Regions from separate parts of the Homo sapiens genome. Here regions 1 and 3 are each linked to region 2. A link is a loop called in an ENCODE intact Hi-C map of the cell type or tissue named here. Cell type or tissue: PC-9. All regions are shown on one strand.

Region 1 (8,000 bases), 170 kb before region 2:
CTGAAGTCAGCACAGCTATTCCTCCCCTGTGCAAGCTGGGTTCTCACTGAGTAACCCCAACTTGCCAGCTTGCCCATGGGTTCTGGCTCTGTGAGTTTATTACTTGAAAATGCCTGGCACCTAGCGCTGGCCTGCTTCCTTGTGGATGTGGAATACAGGTCTGCATGCTGAATCTTTGTGACGCACACAGTGACAGGCTCTTTCCCTTGGTGACAGTGCTCCCTCCAGGGACCATCTTGGGTCTGGGGAGTGACAGCCGTATTATGAGCAGCCTTCTAGAAAACAAATATGGATTCTTAATTCTAAAGCCAATTCCAAATGCGTTCTAGCAGGGCACACAGAAATGAAGCCTGCTTCACAGAATTAACAGCGCTCACTCCCATCTGATGGCAGGAGACAGAGACACAGGCTAGCCTAATGAGAACTGATCGGGATATTCTGTCTGGCGATAATAGCAAATGTAAAACAGTGAAACCTCAGACTCCCCTTCTGGTTGCTGTCGATTTGTGTAATAAGCCGGCACACACAGGCACACACATGCGTATCTGTAAAATTAAATTCTCCAGAGAATCTGACCAAGGCAGTGCCCACTGTCTTGTTTTTAATAATAATATTTTCCATTTAATCTTTCTTAGAATTTGTGGAGGCTTTGTCCATTCCAAACTCAAAGGAAAAAAATTAGCATTTAGATAGGATTGCGCCAGCATTAAAATCAATTGAAATGGAAACAGAGATCATGGGAAGGTTGAGACGCCTGGAGGTTTTTCCATAGGATGATTCTGATATGATGTTCAGGGTGCCCAAAGCATACCTCTCCCCATGTCTCATCATCACTATGCACTCGGCCTTGTCCCCAGGTGCCTCTTTCTCACACATATTCCTCCCCAAGTCTCCTGAGAATCACATTTGTGATAGCAGAGCCCCTTCCAAGCTCTAGCTCCTCTTTCTCCAGGAATAATCATTGCAAAGGAGACACAAGGCATAGGGTCCTTGCTGCCCAGGGTGTAGAGACATGAAATGCGCCTTGTTTGCCCCATAGACTTAAAATACTCTCTCTAGGTTCTTCTTCCTGCCCCTGCCCCCACAGCCATACACCACTTTTCTCAATCGCACACCCTCAACCTTCCTTACGCTCAAATTCCAGACAATTCCTGCAGCCTCAGAAATGCACTGGAGGCCTATACTGACTGGGCAAGGACTTCAAGGAAGTCACCTAGAGGCCACTTCTAGCAGTGTCCCCTACACACTACATGGGTTCTGTAGGCAGGGTCCTAACAGGGAAGCACAACCCTTGTCTGTGATTCTTGTGTGAACAACACCAGCCCACATCCTAATTGACCTCAATGATTCCTGTCTGCCATCCATTTGGATATAGTTTCAGGATCTGTCCACAGCATTCAGAAGCCTCCATAATCTGGTGTATCACTGACTCTATCTGCCAGTGGTAAATTCTTGAAACAGAGACTGACAGCTGCTTTTACTGAGCTGCCTCCAGAGCCATTGTTGCTCTCAGATCTCCTGATAAACCAGACTCATGTTCTTTCTCATTTTGCCTTTTACTGCTGCACTCCTGGAACCACCAGACCACAGGAGTGAGGCTCATTTAGTGCTAATGTCTTGCGTGTGGTTGGTATTTTCCTGTCTTGCAAACTCATTTATCTGAGTCCCTGATCCAAACCCTATGCATTCCTGGCAGTTGCTCCTCAGCATTCCTTCCTTAATGTGAGCCCCGCTGTACTCCTCTGTGCTTCTGTGTTCATCCCCGCTTCCACACCTCTCCCTACCTCTCCTATTCCCATTCCAGCTTCTGAGTCCCTGTCCCTGGCTCAGTCCTTTGCATCCCTCCAGCTGGAAGTGTAACTTTTGTTACTTTTCTCATACAGGAAGATGATTTGAATGGGATCCACATTGTGGCCTTTGCAGAGAAGAGTGATCCAGGTAGGAAACCTTCAACCTGCTCTTTTACAGCTCTAGCAAGAACTGATTTCTCACCTTTGCCAGCCCTCACCTTTCTCTTCTCTCACATCCCATCCACAATGCAACTGCAAGATATTGGGCACCCCCTGGTGGTCGCCCATTAAGTATGAGTTCGTTTTCAATTGTGCACACGGCTAAGAGAAGAAAAGGTGTGAACAAATCAGAATGTTATAGACTACCAGGTTCCTACAGCGCTGCACAGCAATGGACCAACACACTGAGTCAGTGGGATTTGCAGCAGAGAAAGAGTTTAATAATCGCAAGGCTGCCAAATGGGTAAGAGGAGGGATTCTCAGGCCACAAATCCAATTCTTCAAGGGGTTCTGGGCAAGGGTTTTTAAGAGGATCATGGAAGGTGAGGGCCTGGAAAATTGGGGTCATTGATTGATCTGGGTAAGGGGATGAAATCGTGAGGATGTGGAAACTGCATTCTTCCATAAGTCAGCTCCTTGCTCAGCCTTTTAGACCAGCTGATGTCAGTAGTTTTATTGGTATGCAGAACCTAAAAGAGAAACTCAAATGGAAATCTTATTGTATTAGTCCATTCTCACATTGCTATGAAGAAATACCAGAGACAGGGTAATTTATAAAGAAAAGAGCTTCTATTGGCTCAAAGTTCTTCAGGTTGTACAGGAAACAGGGCAGTATCTGCTTCTGGGGAGGCTTCAGGGAGCTTTTACTCATGGCAGAAGGCAAAGCGGGAGCAGACATCTCACATGGCAGGAGCAGGACCAAGGTGGTGGGGAGGTGCCACACACTTTTATATAACCAGATCTTGTGAGAACTCATACCAAGTGGGGAATGGTGTTAAATCATAAGAAACCACCCCCACGATCCAATCATCTCCCACCAGGCCCCACCTCCAGCATTGGGGATTACATTTCAACAGGAGATTTGGGTAGGGGACACAGATCCAAACCATATCACTTTTAATCTCACCATGTCTTAAATTTTGTCTATAGAACAGAGAAGGGACAACAAGTCTTGTGACAAGGGCTACATTATCCTGGGGTAGTACACAGTGAAGAGAAGTGGGCCAGAGGGCAAGCCAGCTTCACGATTGCTGCCGATGGTGTGGGAAGCCTAGCGGGATTTTATTTTTTTCTCCAGTTGATTTTATAAAGTGTTTTTGGAGATGCTTTCAAGAACCTCAAACATTCTGCTTTGCTGCCCAAACATAGAAAGGTACACTGGGCACTGGGGGAGATATTAAAACATACCAGCTTTACAGGGTGTGTGTGTGCTTGTGTGTGTGTGCACGTGTGAACTTCTGTTCACATTAAAAGTTTATTTACCTATTTTGCCATCTAGCCTATATCAACCACAATTCTACCTGAAAATAGGATAAATGTATACTTTAATCCATAAAATATTGTCTGTGCTTAGGAAATGAAGTAGGAAACATTCCCCTAAATAATGAGACCTGGGGAAAATGAGCAGCTTATTTTGAAAGTGCAAGATGACCCTGTAAATGGATGGGTAACTTTGTTTTTGGAACTTGGACAACTTTTCTCTGGTTTCACTCTTTTCAACACCAGTGGAGAGTGAAGTGCAGGAAAATTGATTTTGCAGGTAGCAATTCCCTATGGCAGTGCTCTGTGAGACAGAGAGTCCCCAAGAGAAAGTGGAAGCACAGATTCTGAAGTGCATTTTGGAAACCCTGGGACAACCCAGAATGTAACCAGAGAAGTCAAGGGAATGTAGACTTTCATGGTATTTGCTGGGGACCTCAGTCTCTTGTATACTCATAGGGAGAGATCTAGAGATGGTTCCACTAGACAGATCAGGAAACAGCGGTTTGGAGAAGTTAAACAAACTGCCCAAGAGAACACAGTTAGTGGCAGATCATGAAGGGTGAACAGATCGCCTTTTTCATCAATATATAGCTGATTCTTGCACAATGTCTTGACTCGTGGTAGGCGCCCAATAAATATTTGTCTGGCAGATGATTAGAGAGTTAGATGACCAACCAAGACAGAGCCCCAAAATCTTCACTGGCAGACCAGCTTTTCCTTCCCTTTTTTGGCAATACACTAATAGCCTCCATAGTTTCTTACAGAGTGAAACCCACATTTTTTATCATATAATTTATAAAATCAAGATATAATCCATATACCATAATAGTAACCCTTTTAAAGTGAAGATTCCAGTGGTTTTTAGGACATTCACAAAGTTGTGCAAACATAATCAGTATCTAATTCTAGAACATTTTGATAAATAGCCATTAGCAGTCACTCCCATTTCTCTCTCACCCACCTCTGCAAGCAGGAATTACCTACTATCTCTAAAATTTGCCTATTCTGGACATTTCATATAAATGGAATCATTTAATATGTAGCCTTTTGTGTGTGGCATCTTTCACTTAGCATGATGTTTTCAAGGTGTCCCAATGACATTGCACATATCATTCCTTTTAAGGGCCGAATAATATTCCATTGTATCAAAACCAAATTTATGTTCTGAATTATCTGAGCACTCTCTTGTCTTTTTCACTTTTCAACATGATCTAGCCCTTGTCTCCACCTCTCAAGAAAAAGCTAGTGTGGTTTCAGTGGGTTTTCCACAGGTTCCGGCCACCACTCTTCCCTGGAGGAGCAAATAGCAAAGGAAGCCAATTGCCTAAGGTTTACAAGCTATAATCAAACAGAATCGGATCCCTGGTGTTATGTGAACAGAGATGCAGTTGCCATAGGCAGCAGCCTGCTGGCCAGACTCCAGAGGGCTCCTTCCCCACCTCACCTGCCACCTTCCAGGATTGTGGGGAAGCCTGTCTGGCTCTTTGGAACAATAGAACAAAGAGGCCTCCCTGAAGTTGTAAGAACCTGTTTGACCGAGATTGCTGCTGTAATGAATCAAGCTCCAGAAACTACTTCCACCTCCTCCCTGCACAAATATCCCTGGGCCTGAAGCTGTGCCTTTCCCCAAAAGAGCCCAAGCTGGGGCTTGTACTGGGAAGCTGTAAGCATGCACTGAGGTGAGGGCAGGGGGATAGGGAGGAGCTCTAGAAGCATCTTCTGTGAGCAAGGGCCTTGCCACTCAGGGTTGGGAAAGGGAAAGACTTGTCTGTGAAAGTCCCTGACTCTGAATTTGTGGTTAATCAGTGATTTACCTGCAGAGCACTGATGTGTAACCTGGGGCAATGGGCCTGACTGCAGGACTAGGAATGTCATTCCTGCAAAACAGTCCCTCTGCATTCCTTTGCTCTTGCTAACAAGTTAGACATGGCCTTTCACCCCAACCAAACACCTAACCCCACCACCCCAAGGAAGAAGATCATACCTCCAGGAAAATAATACAGTTCTTCTTAAAGAACTAACAGTATTGAGGAACTGTGCTAGGAGCTTTATGTAGATGACCTTATTTAGCACCTAAAGCCACTCTGTAATACGTGCATGATGATTATTATTCTAGTGTCAGATGAGGAACGTGAGTTTTAGAGGTTAAATAAGTTGCCCAAATCACTCACTATACCTAAGCCAAGATTCAAATTCAAGCAGGCTATCTTGACCTCTAAATACATCATGACTATGAGGAAGATGATGATGATTGTCACTTACTGTGTACTTATATGTACACAAGAACCCCATGAGGAAGGCATTATTTTTATTACAACTGAGGAAGCTGAGGCTGAGAGAGCTTACCTCACTGGGAAGCATGAAGTTGGAATGACGCTGAGGATGTCTGGCTTCCCAGCCCACACCCTTAACCACAAGGCCCTGCCATAGAGTTATATGAAGTCGTCAGGTTAGCAACTCTGAGTGGCATATACGTCTGTAGCAGGGCCTTATGCTAAGTGATCATTCGATCCTCCTTCCTGCCTCTCTATTGCCCTTCACCATCTCCTCCACCTCCAACATTTGAAAGACAAGAAAGCGGAGACCCAGGGCAATGCAGTGGCATGTTCGGGATCACAGGGTTATAGGAATAGTGGGAAATCGAGCTTAGATTTCCCAAGGGCCCCTCCTGTGCACAGTCCACCCTATCACACCAACTCCAAACAATGCCCCAGCCAGTGCAGGCTCTGAGCATGTGCAGTGCTGCCGCATGTACTGGGGAAGGGGACACGAGCAGGCAGAGCAGGCGGAGGTGAGAAGAGCACAAAACCACCTGGAAGCTTGAGAGCCTAGTTAGGGAAGAAAAGTCAGGCTTCCTCCCACTGTCTGTCCAGGTTTGGGATCTAAGATTACACAGCAGCAACAACCACATGTCCCAGTGATCCAGCTGCCCCAACCACTTTCTTCCCCCAGCAGTTCTGACATGATCCTCATGGCCAAGAGCTTGAGTTCACCCAGGGTAGGAAGCTGAGGGAAGGCAGCAACCCTGTACTCCCACCTCCACCTGCCAGGAGGCAGAGTCTGCTCTCCTGGCCCTCGAGCCTAATCGCCAGATCTCTCCTGCTGTACTCATCCCATGCCCTTAGGCAGGCCTGGCTGGGAAGGACATTTCCTAGCCCTGTGCTCTTGCCCATTGCCTGGTGGTGCTGCCAGTCTTCCTCCAGCTCCTGCGCTCAAAGTGCCCGCCAGAGCCGCTCGTCTGACAGGTTTGAAAATGAATGACTGTCTTCCTCACCACCCCTAGATGTGTCTGTGTCAGGCTGACATCTTCTTTATAACATGTGATGAAAGGTTTGCAAAGCAGCGTTTCTACATGAGTGCATGCTAGATGGATATCCTCAAAGGGCACTGGGAATATTAGCGCTAACAAGCTGGAAATGCAAGGAAAGGCTGCTGTCTGCACACGTGGAACAGAATTAGTGACAGGCCCTGGAAGGAACGTCTCCAAGCTCTGTTCCATCCAAGCTTCCACTGCTTCAGGTTCTTGTAAAAATCTTTTTGAGACCAATTGTCTCAAGTAGGACCACTAACTGCCTCCTTGAGCTTTTGATTTTAAGTTTGGTTTACCAAATTTAACATTTGGTTCTTTCTTTCTTTCTTTTTTTTTTTTTTTGAGGCAGTCTCCCTCTATTGCTCAGGCTGGAGTGCAGTGGCACCATCTCTGCTCACTGCAACCTCCACCTCCCGGGTTCAAGCGATTCTCCTGCCTCAGCCTCCCGAGTAGCTGGGATTAGAGGCATGGGCCACCACACCTGGCTAAGTTTTGTATTTTCAATAGCCTCCCAAAGTGCTGGGATTATGGGTGTGAGCCACTGTGCCTGGCCTGGTTCTTACTATGTGTTGAATGTTATTCCAAGCACTTAACAAGTATCAACATATTTAACCTTTGCAACAACCCGACGTGTTAGGTGCTGTTTTTATCATCTTCCCCGGTGTACAGATGATAAAGTACAGGGACGAAGAAGTTAAATAATGTCCCCAGCTCACATGGCTAATCAGTGATAGAACTGGGATTCAAACCCAGCAGTCCAGCCCCGAGTCTGGGCTCTGTAACCATCAGCTTAAGCTTCTCTTCATCACAACACCATATCATTTGACTTTTTCACCAATTCTGGGATCTTAGCGCCAGGAGAAGACAGGCAGAGAAAGAGGGTGTGGTAAGGAGTGGTAGCGTATTCACATGTCTCAAGTGCCGTCTCATAGCTGTGGGGCCCAGACAATGTCCCCTGTCCTACGCGGATGTCTGACTCTCACGGGTGACTTCTTGGCAATTCCATCTTGTGAGAGGAGAGCTCCCAGCCTTGTCTGTCCCTCTGAGGTTTCCCAAAGGATCCAGTTCAGATGCTGGGCTGCTTTTTGAGAATTCCATATTTACTGAGTGAGCTCTGGTCTAGAGACCAACAAGGTCTTTCTGAGAGAGGACCTGTCCTATTCACCCTTGTGTCTCAGCCTCAGGCTCTGGGCTTAAGATGTTGTGGGAACTCAAATTATACCTGCCTGCTGAAAACAAACAAACAAACAAACAAAACCCTTACGCCTGTAATCCCAGCACTTTGGGATTACAGGCGGGTGAATCACAAGGTCAGGAGTTCGAGACCAGTCTGGCCAACATAGTGAAACCCCGTCTCTACTAAAAATACAAAAATTAGCTGGGCATGGTAGCATGCACCTGTAGTCCCAGCTACTCAG
Region 2 (8,000 bases):
TCCAACACATTTCAAGGCAGAGGAGATGGAGAGGGAACACACAGAGAGGTGTGAGGAGAAATAGGAAGAAGTGTTGTTTCGGAAGCAGGGCAGGAGGCGATCGTAAGCAAAAGAAATTAATTAATATTATCAAATGACTTACAGGGCCAGATAAGATACAGGCAGAAAATTGCCTGTTGGACTGAAAAGTATGGAGAGCATCAGTGAACCTAATGAGGATAGCACTGATGAAAGGGACAGCAGTAAGGAATGAATGAAAGGAGATGAAATGGACACAGATAAGTTCCTCAAAGAGTTTGAATGTGGCATAATAGAGAGTGAAGACAAGATTTGGATGCAGATGTAAGATTGAGGGAGGTTGGTTGGTTTACATTTTTAAGATAGAAGAGTCTTGAGCCTCTTCATTGGCTGAGGATTAAGACAGGAGATGGGAGACTGATTGAGCGAGGGGGCAGAAGGGGATGGGACCCAGAGTTCAGTGGAGAGATGAATATGGCTGGCAGAGGAGGACCCCGAAAGGAAGACAGATGCCAATGGACCAGTGGTGGCCTGAAGGAAGTTGCCTGTTGGACACCCCATTCAAAGTAGCTTGCTCAGGTCTTATCTCTACAACAGCAGTTCCTCATGGGATACTACTACCAATCTTTCCTTTTGGAAAATCTCTCCACTTGTTACTGTTATACAGGGATGGGCTGGTTCTCCTCCTCCCTCTCAGAATGAGTTGGTTTTACCTTCTCCTCAGTGCTTCTTTTGACCTCCCAGTTCATGGGTGTGCCCTGAAGAGTCATCCTTAGCAGTGTTCTCTATCTCAGCATTCTCTTTGGATAGTGGTATTCATGCTTTCAGAGTTACCTACCACTTCCCAGATAGCCTCTCCACCGGAATCTCCCCATATTTAGTTACTTCTTTCCAGCCTACTTTATGCTTCACTCCAAGATTGACACATTTCAAGTGTTCGTACTAGGCTTTTCCCTTGCTCAGAAATTCTTGGTGACCAAATTCAACCTATGCTTCCAAACCCACTTTCTACCACTTGGGAATTCTGCCTGTCTCAATTATCAGTGCAGGGTTCTTTGCTCCCGTCACCCCTCTTGCCTCTCACCATCCCTATCCTTAGTGCATTTTAGCATGATAAGGAATCAAAGCTATGAGAGGCAATCGGTTTACTAGGAGAGACACCAGCTTGCCTGGTAGAGGCTGCTCTTTAATGAAAGCATAGCTCCAGGGACATGGGGCTTGGCAACAAAGGTTAAGAAGGTGGCAGTGAACTTAAGCCAAGGTCCTAGAGGCCGAGGAGTCCAACATGAAGGAGGAAGACTAGAGGGGAAAGAGACCTCCCAGTAACTCTTTGAGGGAAAGGCAGCTCTACTCCAAGGTAACAGTGAAGAAATGTTTGTTCTGACTTCTGGATACCTAGTATACCCATGGTTGACAACAAGTTAGGTCTTTCTGGAAATGGACTACAAGTTTGTATTTTCCACCATGATGGGTTGTATCAGTAGGACACTCCTGCCCTCTAATTGGACTGAACAGCTCAGAGTGTCCTATACACACTCCAGGCCCCCCTCCTTCTGTGTCTCTACCCATGCTGCTCCCTTTTTCAGGCCTCTTTCACACACTGCTGTGCTCTGTCAATCCAAGCCAGCTTCAGAAGCCAGCTCAAGTGCCAGCTGATGCCAGCTGATGGATCACTGTCATAGCCCAGGGGTCGAATTTAGTATGAAAGTGAACAAAGTGTGTGGCAGTAGGCTGGGAGTGGGAGAAGTGGTCTGTTACATATTTTGAAAGATTTAACAACCAAATGCATCTTTGATTGGATCCCCATTTCTAAAAATGTTACAATATATATTCTGGAAATAATTGGGGAAGTATTAACATGAACTAGATAATAAATGATATTAAGGAACTATTAATTTGGTTACTGCATAATATTGCTGTAATTATATAAACAATGACAACTTTTAGAGATGCTTGGTGAAGTATTTGGGAATGAAGAACCAATATGTCTGTAATAGTTTAGCAAATAGATATGTGTGTGTGTGTGTACATGTGTACATATTATACATACATATATATGCATTCATGTTATAGTATGCCAGAGTGCTGATAATTGGAACTAGCTAGTAGATTCTTCATTATGCCATTCTTTTTACTTTTCTGTATGTTTAAAAATTTTTATAATAAAATTTTAAAATAAAGGAGTAAAGAAGTGACACAAGACTTCTTGGCTAGGTAGAGTCAAGAAACTAGGACTAGGATGGCCTGAGTCCTGCCATCATGCCAACAGAGTGGTTCTTGAGCTTGGGTGCAGGCCCCTCACCTGTGGCGATGCTATTTCTCTTCTTAATGGCGAGAAGAGAAAATGAAAGAGGACATCTTCATTTTTTTTCACTTCGGAAATTCATTTAATATTTGATAAAAGCTTACTCTGTTCCAAATACATCCACACATACTCACTTATTTAATTCTCACAATAATTTTGTGAAGTGATTTTTGTTCTTGCTATTCCCATTTCATAAGTGAAGACAATGAAGCCCTGAATTTCAGTGATTTTCTTTATATCACAGAACTAGTACATGGCAGAGTGAGATTCGATCCCGGTTCTGCAGACTCCAAGTCTTGGATCATCCTAAGCCCCTGCATTGTCCTTTCTGAAATTATAAAGATCAAAGCCCTCAGGCCAGAGCCGTAAGCCTGTGGAGCTGGTCCTTGACTGGATTCATGGGAAAAGCCCCTACTTGGGCCATCCCAAGCATCCTTTGGGTATGATACTTTGCAACAATAGACCATCAGACCTATCTGGAGGACCACAGTGTTTCCTTGCTTCATCACAGCATCTCCTGAAATTGAGAGTTTGCCAACCGCAATGTATAAAAATGTTTGATGAACCCCTGTCTAGCCACTGGGTCAGCATGTACCACACAGGGACTCCTCTGATTGCACCAAGGAGGAAGTGCTATCAGCGATTTCCAAAAGCAGCAAGGAAATCCATCTGCAGTTGGTAGTCAGGTTCTCATAAAAGAGTGATTTCTGAATATGAGCAGATAACAGACACCTGACCACATAAAGGGGGAAACAGACTTTTAGGCAGACGTTGAGTTGCGACGTTGGGGAATGATGACTGATTAGTGAACCACAGAGTGGGACATGCTTGGCTCCTCAACTGAAGCAAAGAGGAGCCGTGAGGCTGGAAGGTGAACCAAAGAAGGCGGGAGGCATGAAGTGTCAGGATCTATGAACATCTGGGGATGCTTAATAGAGAGGAAATGTAGACCTCCCACACGGTAGCACTTTTATGAGCTCTGATTATACACTAGGGTACAGAAAAAAATAACAGAAACTAGCACACTGGTAAATAAGAAATCTTCTTGATCTGTAAAACATGCTGCTTTCTCAAATCTTTCCCCTTCACACAACATATTTCAGAGGCAAATGATGCTGAGTGTATCAATGTGACAGGAAGGAAGCTAAGTGGGTATCTAGACATTGACATCTCCTGAAGGGCCAAGGCAGATGGCAATGCCCCAGCCAGCTTAGTGTCCTGAGGCACTAAGGGGAGTGATGGCCCCAATGTTCCTTTGGGAAATCTGCAAAAATGTAATTCTGATCTTTCAGTCTCAGAACCAGCACATGAGTTGGGAGGGCAGGGTGGGAATGGAGGGTGAAAGATGAGGGGGAGAGGGAGCAGGGCCTCAGCTTACTCATCCACTCACTCTTCATTCATTCATTCATTCATTCAGTACAATGTGAAGGTGTGTATTCTGGAGTCAGGCACAACTTCATTAAGATCTAAGGCCTACAGCTTGAGAGCTCTATGAACTTGGGCAAGTTACTTAGTCTGTTTAGACCTCAGTTTCCTCCTGTGATAAAAGGAAGTCCCTGACTCATAGAAGTATAATGAGGACTAAAATTCACCGCCTAGTAACATAATAACACCACTGGGTCTGGCAGGTAATGGGTGACCAACCAACATATGCTACAATTGTTGCTGTGTCTTTCAATAACCAGGTGACCAGCTCTGTGCTAGTTGCTCAGTGCATGAAGACGGTGGACTTGGAGACACAATTTTACCCTCCACTTGTGGAATGACACCTTGCCAAACTTTTTTTCCAGGCCTATATTTTTCTTCCCTTCTATTTTTCTTCCCACTTTCCCATATACAGAAAAGTTCATGAATGAAACAGAGAAAAGAAGACCTATGGTCAGAGAAGAGATGAGAAAATAGAAAACTTCTAGCATTCTATTTGTACCTGGCACACAGTAGGCACTTGATGATTGAATAAATAATGTGCTCCCAGGGACCAAATTTTCAGGAGAATGAACACTTTTACCTAATTTTCTTGGTGTTTTCATTAAAATGAAGTCACTCATTTGGAATTCAGGGGTTGTAGACTGATGGCTAATGGATCAGTTCTGGCCTAGCAACATGTTTTGTTTGATCTGCAAAGTATTTTAAAAATGGGAAAATGTCACATAAAAACCCATGTTTCTGGCTTCTACTGGAAAATGAGAAAATCTGGCAACCCTGGGCCTGCATTCCCCCACAGGAATGGTCAGAGGGATTGAGGGAAAGGCTGCCCGCATTCCATGGGACTTTCCCTCCCTATGGCCTTGGGCACCACTGCCCTCTAGTGTATTACAGCCTCCTGTGGCTAGGGCACTTCCTCCTGCGTATGTATTCCAAGCAAGGCAGTTTCACTGGGTTGTTTTGGTCATCTTGTGAGGGATCGCAGGTGAGGAATGTGGAGCAGGGAGGCCTCCTGGCACAGCCCTTTCTCAGCCCCACACTCACTCCCAGCCCTGTGCTCCTTCCCGGGGGCCTCTCTGCTTGGGCTTTGAGCCTGGATGACTGACTGAGATTTCACTTTCCATCCAGATATGTTGGCCCCATGTCAACACCGCTGACACCACCCTTCCTTTATGATTACTCCCCTTCTGGGCAACAAGAAAATGATTGAATGACAATTATTGTGGCATCTGATACAGGGGTAATTTCCCTCTGGTTAGCAAACCACATGATGGAACATAACTGCAGATTCTTCGCATACCTTCACCATGACTGAGAGTGATCCCACAGCCACGGCTTTACTGATTCTGAGATCAGAGCATTCAAAGCGAAGACAGAGGGTGCATCACCCTCCCGTAGTGCTGTGGCCTTCAAGCTTGCCCTGTCTTTTTGTTATCAATGATCAGTAGTACACTTTTATTTATTTTTTTCTTAAATGAACTCCAAAGAGACCTGATGAAACTAGAGCTTACCTTGGTCCTATATCCTCGGATCCCAGGAGGCCCAGAGAGCCCAGAGAGCCCAGATGGAAAAACAGTTGCCTCGTCTCTTTTACAAAAGGGGGCCTGAAGAGGGAACGAGACTTCTCCAGGCTCACGGAGGGAGTGAGGGGCACGGGGCACTCAGAGCGGTCTCATTCCAGGTCTGACGCCTTTCGCCTGTGCCTGCTGTCCTGAGTGATAGTCCCAGAGTAGCACCAACAGCCGGACCTCTGGCCTGTGGCTCCTGTGGAGCAGATACAGGCTTCACTTTGCAACATTTGAGCCAGGTCCCTGTTTGGCTGAGTGACAGCACTTTGGCAACCATCACTCTGAATTTCTGGTTTCTGGGTCTGTCAAGCCTGCTTTCTGCTGTCTCCACGGGGCAAGCAGCCTCCTCAATGGCTCCCGGGGATCCTGCCGCCTTTGCATTCCCCTCCAACACTGTCCCAGGGTTGGTCTGTGTCCTCACACGGCAGAGAGAGGAAACAAGCTCTCTTGGGGAGATATTACTTCCACTCAAGCGGGCTGTGCCCTCATGACTTCATCTTATCCTAATCACCTCCCAGAGACCCTGCCTCCTGCTATCGTCACATTAAGGGGCAGGGTTTCAAAATGTGAATTTGGGGGGACACAAGCATTCAGACCATAACAGGCATCCTTAGGAAAAATTCGAAATACAAGCAAAAATTTAAATGTTTGTCTTCCTACAGCTAAAATATGATTCTGAGGACATTAAGGGAAAGTTGGAATTAATCTGTGTTGTTTACAAACATCAGAATTAACCAAACCATTGTGTGTATAAAATACCTGCCTCCCACCACACATACACATAACGTTTATCAGGGGTTTTTTTTTTTTTTTCCTTTTTAAAGAGCTGCATATGGAACCAAAGATAATTTGTTAAAATTGAGATACAATTCATATATCAGAAAATCACCATTTTATTTTATTTTAATTAATTTATTTTTGAGACAGAGTTTTGCCCTTGTTGCCCAGGCTGGAGTGCAATGGCACGATCTTGGCTCACTGCAACCTCTGCCTCCTGTGTTCAAGCAATTCTCCTGCCTCAGCCTCCCAAGTAGCTGGGATTACAGGCACCCGCCACCATGCCTGGCTAATTTTTTAATATATATATTTTTAGTAGAGACAGGGTTTCACCATGTTGGCCAGGCTGGTTTCAAACTCCTGACCTCAAGTGATCCGCCCACCTCACCCTCCCAAAGTGTTGGGATTCCAGGCGTAAGCCACCATGCCTGGCTGAAAATCACCATTTTAAAGTATCCACTTCAGTGATTTCTAGTGTCCTCATTATGTTGTGCAACCAACACTACTATCTACTTCTACAACGTTTTTATCATTCCAAACAGAAACCTCACCCTTGTGCCTCCTTCCCACCATTCCCTGGCAATCGCTACTCTACTTTCTGTCTCTGTGGATTTCCCTATTCTAGACATTTCATGTAAATGGAATCATACAATATGTGGCCATTATGTCTGGCCTCTTTCACTTAGCATAATGCTTTCAAGGTCCATTTGTGTCTTAGCATGTATCAGTACTTCATTCCTTTTTATTGCTGAATATTTCATTGTATGGACCGACCACATTTTGTTTATCCATGCATCATTACTGGACATTTGGGCTGTTTACATTTTTGTCTATTTTGAATAATGCTGCTATGAATATTTGTGTACACATTTTTGTGTGAACATATATTTTCAGCTGTCTTGGGTATATATCTAGGAGTGAAATTGCTGGGTCATAGGGTAATTCTAGATTTAACTTTTTGAGGAACCACCAAACTGTCTTCCATAGTGGCTATAACATTTTACATTCAAGATGAATATTGTTAATCTAGCAAACAGTTTAACAACTGGACAAAAATGAAACATTAAACCATGCATAAAATTGCGACCTAGAAAAATTTACATCATATATTCAAGTCTCTACTTTTGACTTTTCATCATTTACTATGTGGCTTAGCATTGCAGACTTAGGTCTAACAGTTGTAGTTGAGCTTACTAGTTGTATCCTGATAACCATTTTTCCCTTTTTAGTAATCAATTTCTTAATTTTAAGCTGGTCACTTCACTGCCCAAAACAAAGGTAACATTTTTTAGCTTCCCATGCAGCTAGTATGGCCATTGACTAAGTTATGGCAAATGACATGCAAGTAGAAGTTTGGTATGTATCGTCTAAAAAACGCCCCCAAAGGAAGGAAACATGCCCTTTCTCCTCATCCTTACTCCTGCTGGCTGGAATGCAGATGGAATTGCTGAGCTCAGGCTGCCACTCTGGACCCAGTGGTGGAAACATTGTGCTAAGGAGGACAAAGCAAGAACACTGCAGATGCCTGAACCCCTAATAGAATTCACTAGCCACAACTTGACTACCTCTGGACTTCTTCATGTGAGTGGAAAATAAATTTGTATCTAATTTAAACTTTTATTATTTGGAGTTTCTGGTTATACAGCTAAACTTAATCCTGAATGACCAAATTCTTAAGGAGTAGTGGTTAAAAGTACAGTTATTTGGAGACTAACAGACCTGAATTCAGATCCTTGAAAGTAACTGGGTATGGTGGTATGTTCCTGTAGTCCCAGTTACGCAGGAGGCTGAGGCAGGAGGATCTCTTGAGACCAAGCGTTCAAGGCCAGCCTGGGTGACATAACAAGACCCCCATCTCTAAAAAATAAAAATAAAAACAAGTCCTTGAAAGCCTTCCCTTTCCTTCT
Region 3 (8,000 bases), 77 kb after region 2:
CTACGTAGTGCATGTGTTAGCACAAGTTTCTCCCATTCCCTCTTCATACCTCAGGATCTCACATTCCTTCCTTTTCCTTGGGATAAAGAGGTAAGCCCCTCCTCAAGGAAGCCTGCCTTCCTCCTACTTGTTTTCTCTGCATCCCTCCCAGAGCCTCCAGGCTCCTCTGCTCTTAATTATCTCCTCTTTTTTCCTGATTTTCAGTCTTTCTTTTTCCACTGGCTTCTTCCCCCACCTATAAGCATACTCAGGCATCTCCTAGCATTTAAAAACCCTCACCCTTCCTTACCCTGCTTCTCTCTGGATCTCACCCCCAACCTCCTACCCACCACATTCCCTTTCCTGTTGAATTTCTCAGGGCAGCCTACATTTGCAACCTCTACTTCCTGACACCAATATCTACCTCTTAGCTGCTTGCCATCTGCCCTTACCCCACATCCCCCTCCTTTAAAACGGTTTTTCCCAAGACCATACCGGACTGCAGAGTGGCTTTTTCTCACTGCCTCCCTTCCTCTCACCAACCAGAGACTTCTCTCCATTTTACCTGAGATTTCCCTGGACTCTGACCCTATCTGTCTTTATCATCTCTGCTGCTGGCTTATGGCTCACCTTCTTACCCTTATGTACCTTGTCTCCAGCTCATACCATCTTTCTAAACCCAGCAGCTTGGAGCAGATCACAAACCTTCTCAAAAGCTGACAACAGTGCCCCCAAGTCGACCCAGCACACAAACTCGGCCTAGAATTGGAAAGCATCTACGGTTTTAATCCCTGTGCTCCCAGTATGCCTGCAACACTTATCACATCGTAATGGTTCATGTCTTCCTTATTAGAGAGTAATTCTATGAGGGTAGCAGCTCTATCTTGTTCACTGCGTTCATTGCTGTACCCCCAAGAGCCTAGCACAATGCTTGGCACATAAGCACCCAATATTTATTGACTCCATGAATGAACAAGAAAACAAATGAAGAAATGAATGAATGAATGAAGTTGGCCATCTCTGTGTGAGATGAGTTATTGCTCTTCACAGGGGGTGGTCTCCATGTCACTTGCCCTACATGCAAGTGAGAGGCAAACCCCTTTACAGCCCCCCAGCTTTTAGCTAATAGCTCTTGTTTGCTCCATCACAGACTCTGCTTCTTTGCAGCTCCAGCAGAGCTGGGTGTTCTTCAATGTTCCAGGCTCTAGGGTGGGCCAGAGGGCACCTTCCCCCAGGCATGAGCCCTGAAAGGGAAGGGAGCCTTGGGACAAGAAAAGCAGACGTCAGATGGCCTGGGGTGGCCCCACTCACAGTCACCATGTCCTGGCTCAGGAGGCGTTTGACTTTCCCCTGAACTGTAGTGGATAGCGAATCCTGTCCCATTCTCCATGTACCTGGTGGATCCCAAGGAGTCCTAGTGATTCTGAGTCTCTGGCAGAGAGGCATAGGCTCAGGTCTATCCAAGTGAGGTCCTGGCAGTGGGGCTCTGAGGCAGGCTGTGTGTAGGTCTGGCCAATATGGTTGCAGACTTAGCTTAGGTATAAGGATAGGTTGGTCCTGGGGTCAGGCACTTGGACAAATTATTTCACCAATCAAAGACTGTGTTTTTCAGCTCCTATTATGTAACTATACCTCTGACAATTTTGTCTCAAATGATACTCTTAAAATAATTGCTACCACCAGAATGGGAAGAGGATTCTGGACACAGACTAAGCACTCAAGACATTGTTGACTAAGGATGGGAATGGAGGTGTCCGCTTGGGGTGAGTTTGAAAATTCAATCCTGTCTCAATCTCAGAAAGACTGAGATATGGCCTCCGGGGTGGAACCAGGGGCTCCTGGAACAGTTTTTACTTTGGTGACCATATTTAGAAATTAGGAGACAACTTTCTCTCTCTTCTCAGGGCCAATGGGAGCAGAGGCAGGGAGGAAGCAGATGCAATGGTAGCAGGAGGAATTTAGCTGGGCATGAGGCAGGACTGCCCAACCATGGCAGGGCAGGAGACTTAGGAAGAGGCACCAAAGGTCCTGTGGCTCAGCACAAACAGTGTAAGGGCTGCACTGGGTGGAGGGCACCCAGAGGTTGGCTGAACCCATGGCAAAGGCAACTTTGAAGGTCTGGAGTGGGGTGCTGTCTTAGTCTGTTTGGGCTGCTGTAACAAAATGCATTAGACTGGGTAAACAACAGAAACGTACTGCTCATAGTTCTGAAGCCTGGGAAGTCCAAGATCAAGGTGCTGGTAGAGTCAGTATCTGGTGAGGGTGCTCTATTTCATAGATGGCATCTTGCTGCTGTGTCCCCACATGACTGAAGAGGCCAGGGAGCTTGCCTGAGCCTATTTTAAAAGGGCACTAATCCCATTCTTGATGGTGGGGCTCTCATGACCTAATCATTTCCCGAAGGCCCTACTTTGTAATGCCATCACACTGTTTACTAGGTCCCAACACGTGAATTTTGGGGGACACTAACATTCAGACCATAGCAGATGCCAGTGCCTCTCCTGCCATAGGACTGGGTTTGTCGGGGTAAAAGGAAGGGGGCTGCTCAAGGGAGTGCAGAAGCCTTGGGCTTTTGGGTCTCCCCTGGTTTCACCCTTGGCTCTCAGGGTGGGATTCAGCAGATCATATAGGTGCTCTGGGTTTCCATTTTCCAGCAGGGACTGGGGTGGAGACTTAGCCTTGTCTTATGACTTCCTAGAAAGTGGGAGCCTCAGTGAGACAAGGGGGCAAAATAAAGACATTGAAAACGAAACTGAAAGGTGTCCAGACCCTTAAGTAGCCTCTGGTGTGTAAGAGGCCAAGCTGTGCTCAGCCAGTCACAGAAAACCCTGCCTGAGGTCTCATTCCCCTCCCCATCCATCAGTGACACTTGGGCTTGAGGGCCAGATCCTGGATGCCTGATTATAAACCTGATCCTGACTCTGGTTTCTGAGCTCCTTCTTGCCTTATGTGTCTCAGGCTTTCCAGCTGTATAAAGGGAATTTTCTAGGGTGTTCATATGCTTCTCAGCTCCTCAGTCAAAGACAGTGGAGAACATAAAAAAAATCGCAGCACTATTCACAATAGCAAAGATATGGAAGCAACCTAAATGTCCATCAATGAATGCCTGGATAAAGAAAACATGATATATGTGTGTGTGTGTGTGTGTGTGTGTGTGTACACCGTAGAATACTACTCAGCCATAAAAAGAAAGAAATCATGTCTTTCGCAGCAACATGGATGGTACTGGAAGCCATTTTTTTTTTTTTTGGAACAACTCAGAAACAGAAAGTCAAATACCACGTGTTCTCACTTGTAAGTGGGAGCTGAATAATTTGTATGCCTGGATGTAGAAAATGCAGTAGTCAACACTGGAGACTTAGAAGGGTGGGAGGTGGGTGAGGGATGAGAAATTGCTTAATGGGTACAATCTACACCATTTATTCAGGTGACAGCTAAGCTAAAAGCCCATACTTTGCAACTACACAATATATCCATGTAACAAAACTGCACTTGTACCCCCTAAATCTGTTTTTTTTTAAAGGCAATGGAGAAAGAGTGGGCCTTGCAGGCAAAGAAAGCCTCGGGTCCAAGAAAGAAAAGAGATAGGGAGGAAGGAGGGGCCGAGCCAGGCACTCACATCCGGGTCGTTGGTAAGGGCCACAGGAGAGCCTCATTGAACTGTCTCCACTTGGCACTGAGCCAGGCCACATTTATGACTCCCTCCTTCAGGCTTTCCTGGACTGTGGACATTTTTTAGGGGGAGGTCCTGGCCCAGGGAAGTGAAACAAAAATAGAAGAGACCCGTACTTTCCCTGAATCACCCCCTGCTTCTAGCACAACTGCCCTAACCTTAACCCAGGCACTTAAGAATTACTTTGTTTCCTAAAGCCTCTGAAGGGAAATTTACAAGCCTCCGTGAGTCACCTGTGCTGGCATTAAATAACCCCCGACTAAGTTCCTCTTGTTTTTTCTGTGATCTCCATCACTGCAAGGCCATTTTCTCATTCATTCCTTCTGCACGTGTTGAACAACTACTCTGCGCTTGCACTGGGCCGGATAGTGGAGATATAGGTAAAGCAGATAATCACTGCCTTTAAGGCACTCTAGCAGGCAGGGAGACAGATGAGGAAACATGCAATGGCATCCCCTTTGAGGAGGTGAAAGCTGGGAATGCCGGCCTCAATGCTGGACAGGGGGAGGCAGTGCCACATGGGGCCTATAGGTGGCAGCAGAAGCCCACCACAGCCTGCTGGGGCTCTGGGACACCTGGGGGCAGGTACTCAGCCAGGGGATAGAGGGTAAGGTGGTCAGATTAAACTGGATTGGGCAAGGAGAAGTCGGCATAGCCAGAGCACCTGTGCACCTTGTCCTTAAGAAAGATGAGGTTAGGCCCAGTCCCAGTTCCTCAGCTTTTTGTCCAGATACCATCCTCTCACCTTTGGGAAGCAGAGTTTAAAAAGAGACCTAGGAAACTCCCAGCATACTGAGCTGTTCTCGGTGCATGTCAAACACTGCACACCCCCTGTGCACTGCCCACAGCAACTCCGCAAACTAGCTGAGTTATCCCCATTTTATAGATGTGGAAAATGAGGCTCAATGGAATGAAGGTGGCTCAGAATTGATGAAGGGCCTGACATATTTCCATAAAGACCTCCTGGGCTTCACCGACATGAAGATTGTTTAAACAAGCCTGGAGGAAGATGCCCTCAGCTGTTGTCCAAGAGGCCCCAGGGTCCCAGGCAAACTTAGCTTTGCAAAGTAGCCTTTCCCCATGCCTATGTGGACTTTCCCTTACTTCTCGGCTGCAGGTCGTCCTTCAGTTCCACTACTTTTTCTTTTTCATACCCTGCACATTCTATTTACTGTCCCACCATTGTGCCCCACAACATGAACACAACTTTCATGCCTGTCAGCATAAGGTTATAATCAAAATGACTTGTCATAATTATACAGCAGTTTAATATTCAGAAAGTATTTTCAGCCGAGTGTGGTGGCTCATGCCTGTAATCCCAGCATTTTGGGAGTCTGAGGTGGGAGGATTGCTTGAGGGCAGGAGTTCTAGACCAGCCTGGGCAACAAAGTGAGACTCTATCTCTACAAAAAATAAAAAAATTAGCTGGGCGAGGTGGCATGTGCTTATAGTCCCAGCTTCTTGGGAGGCTGAGGCAGGAGGATCACTTGAGCCCAGGAGATCAAGGCTGTAGTGAGCCATTATTGTGCCACTGCACTCTAGTCTGGGTGCCAGAGCGAGGCCCTGTCTCAGAAGAAAAAAACAAAAACAGAAAGTATTTTCACAATTAAGATCTTATTTGATTCTCACCCTCCCCATGACGCAGGTAATTTCATTATTCTCCTCTTATGGATGGGGAGATGGAAGGTCAGAGAAGGCTTTACCCCAAAGATGATGCATTTCCCACTATTCACTCCAAACAGCCTTTTGCCCAGAAACTTTACTTTTGCCAATTCCCCTTTCAGAAAATCACTTCCTTCTCCAATTCCTGTTTTCCTCCCAGGTCTTTAACCCTTCAAAGCCCTGCATGTGTACCTCATCTAGGAAGCTTACTTCCAGGATTCCCGTCCACACTGGCCTCCCCTTTCCCTTTGCCCCTGCACAGTTTTTTCCTGGGGCCCCACAGCTGTCACTGCACAGCTTGAGGCTTGTGGAGGTGGTGCCATATGGTGTGGAGGGCATAGTAGTGGGCAAGGGGGCACATGTGAATCCAGGTACCTCCTCTTACTACCTGTGGGATTCTGACCAACTTAACCTGTCTGGGCCTCTTCTAAGCACCTCTATGAAAATGGGCTTAATATTTGCACCTACCTCAGAGGGTCTCTGTGCAGATTAAATGAGCTGCCCACTGCTCAGTCAATGTAAATTGAGTGTGCATAAGGCAATGAGTGCACCCTGAGAATGGGTTCATGGAAGCAGATCTCAAGAAGCGCCCTGCCTGATGCTCTGCACGTAACAGCTGAGAGATTTCTATAACTGTGTTTCAAAAGCCTGACTCCCCTTCCACCCCTGGCCCAATTTTCTTCTGAATCTTTTCTTTTGGAAGAGAACAAGGAAGGACATTTTCCACCTCCCTATACCTTTACAGGGAGGTGGGTGGGGCTGCCCTGGGCCTGTGGTCACCCACCCCCTCATCCTACCCCCAGCCTAACAATTTTTCCCTGGGGACCTGGGGCAGGGAAAGGAGGCTTTGGAAACAAAAGTCAGGTGTGTGTTCAGGCTCAGACTCTTACTTATGACCCAAGGTTTGCCGCTCAACTTCCCTGAGACTCAATATCCTCATTGGAAAATGGGAATGTTGGATTGTTGGGAGTGTGATTGAAGATGAGACATGAGAAAAGATCCCGTGAAATCTGGAGCATTTTACAGGCTTAGCAACCATGACTACTAAAAAACCTTCCCGCTTACTTACCTTCAGGTCTTCTGATCCCATTTGCACTCCCCAAACTGAAATCCTCTTTCTCTCTGAGATCTTCTTCCAACCCTGCCTCCTTCCTTCCTCCAGCCTTAATGAATTGCTTGTTCCCATAGGACTTGGCACAGAACGGATAATTTTTCTTCTCCCTTTAGGCTGCCTTAATCCTTTCTTTTGCCTTTTTGCTGCCTTTTACATCTTAACATTTATGATAATCTGCCCTTAGTACTAATGACAGCAGAGTTCTTACAATGTTCGCTGCAGCACGCTAAGAGCTTTACATACATTATCTCATTACATCTTCAAAGCAACCCATGGAGCAGGTGCTGCCAATATCCCTGTTTTGGAAATGAATGAACTGAGACTTGAGCAGTTAAGGAACTTACCCATGGTTCCAGGCCTCATTAGTTCTGCTAGTGGAATGACGTTTAAACCAAGAACATTGAACTCTACAAGCCTTACTTTTAACCACTGTATTGTGCTGTTTCTCTGGTAGAGCTAACTGTGCCCATGCCCCACCTCCTTTTCTTTCTTTCTTCTCTCTTTTTTTTTTTTTTGTTTCAAGAAATTGGCTTGTGACATGTGGGTGTTGACAAACCCAAAATCCATAGGGCAGGCTGGCAGGCTGGAGGCTCTCACAGGCAGGAGTGGATGCTACCATCTTAAGCGTGCCCTTTTTACTAGCTAAGCTGCAAACTCCTTGAGGGCAAGGGGCATGTCTCAAACATCTCTGAGTTTCCCACAATGCCTAGCAAGGGGTGCCTAGCAGGGCCTCCAGGCAGGAATCAAAAGACACAGCTATTAGGCCTACCTATGTGCCACCGATCTATTTGCTGTGTGACTTTGGCACTTGACCTTTTGGAATGGGATCCTCCTTGTCTGGGTCATGAGGATTGGATGACATCACATATCCAAAAACTGGGGATGTTAGGAAGGTGGGAACACTTGTACCCCTGCCACCCCATCTCTGGCTGGTCTGAAGGCACCAGTGTCTGCATTGGGACTGAAGGTGCAGGGGCCGCAGAGCTCCAGCAGGAGTCCCCAGCAAGGAGTCTCCTCCTCCACTGCTCCATGCCTCCCCTCAGTCTGGTGCTTGCTCCCTGTGATCCGCTCAAGCCTTGTGGCCTCAGAGTCTTTTTCCTTTTACACATTTAACATGGGGAGGTTGCAATTTTCCTCTGCCCTCATTTACTACCTTGGGGCAGATGGCAGGGCACTCGGTAATAAGTCCTACCCTTGGTACCTAGCTAGGTGAGTGAAGGGTGACTGGGTTTTCAGACCAGAACCAGGGAGGAAGGAGGGCTGTGGGAGAGGAATGCTGTCCCCAGCCCTGTCTTAGCCTGGCTGTGGGCTGCCACAGGGGCAGAGGCTCATGAGGAACAGCACTGCCTAGGGATAGTGAGGGCTGGGAAGGCACTGAACCTAGGTTTCCAGCCCCCCAGCCCGGACCCTGCCTTCTAACTCCTTGAAGCTCCATCCTTGGTATTAACCTTGGCTTTGCTCCTGACTGGCTTCCCCCGCGTTACATCCTGATTACATCCAGAGCACGGGTGAACCCTCCAGGCTTGTTTCCTGACAGAGTCAGACCCAGGGCTCTCAATGCTGCCCCCCTCC

The links. A loop is a pair of places that touch in the nucleus more often than their neighbours do. Peaks named below come from ENCODE experiments on the same cell type or tissue, not always from the same donor. Only the 100,000 strongest peaks of a DNase experiment are listed, where the experiment ranks them.
Region 1: it touches region 2 in a loop (7-fold over the local background); 4 of 110 quality-filtered maps call a loop at or near these places.
Region 3: it touches region 2 in a loop (10-fold over the local background); 5 of 110 quality-filtered maps call a loop at or near these places.

What each region holds. Positions count from the first base shown.
Region 1 is chr1:115,711,778-115,719,777 of GRCh38, reverse strand. It overlaps CASQ2 (calsequestrin 2), which reads left to right. Exons shown (of 11, transcript NM_001232.4): 8 at 1,884-1,938. Among named protein-coding and RNA genes, the nearest start is that of CASQ2, 53 kb to the left of the region's middle. In PC-9, CTCF peaks have their summits at 2,046 (motif pointing left), 4,464 and 4,665; DNase peaks (open chromatin) are centred at 4,757, 5,137, 5,667 and 6,387; H3K4me3 peaks cover 1,024 bases; H3K27ac peaks cover 3,530 bases.
Region 2 is chr1:115,542,962-115,550,961 of GRCh38, reverse strand. No RefSeq gene overlaps it. Among named protein-coding and RNA genes, the nearest start is that of VANGL1, 95 kb to the left of the region's middle. RefSeq lists an enhancer at 4,269-5,156. In PC-9, CTCF peaks have their summits at 4,406 and 4,622 (motif pointing left); a DNase peak (open chromatin) is centred at 4,871; H3K4me3 peaks cover 832 bases; H3K27ac peaks cover 3,142 bases.
Region 3 is chr1:115,466,052-115,474,051 of GRCh38, reverse strand. No RefSeq gene overlaps it. Among named protein-coding and RNA genes, the nearest start is that of NGF, 130 kb to the right of the region's middle. In PC-9, CTCF peaks have their summits at 3,961 and 4,164 (motif pointing right); a DNase peak (open chromatin) is centred at 3,731; H3K4me3 peaks cover 1,165 bases; H3K27ac peaks cover 3,846 bases.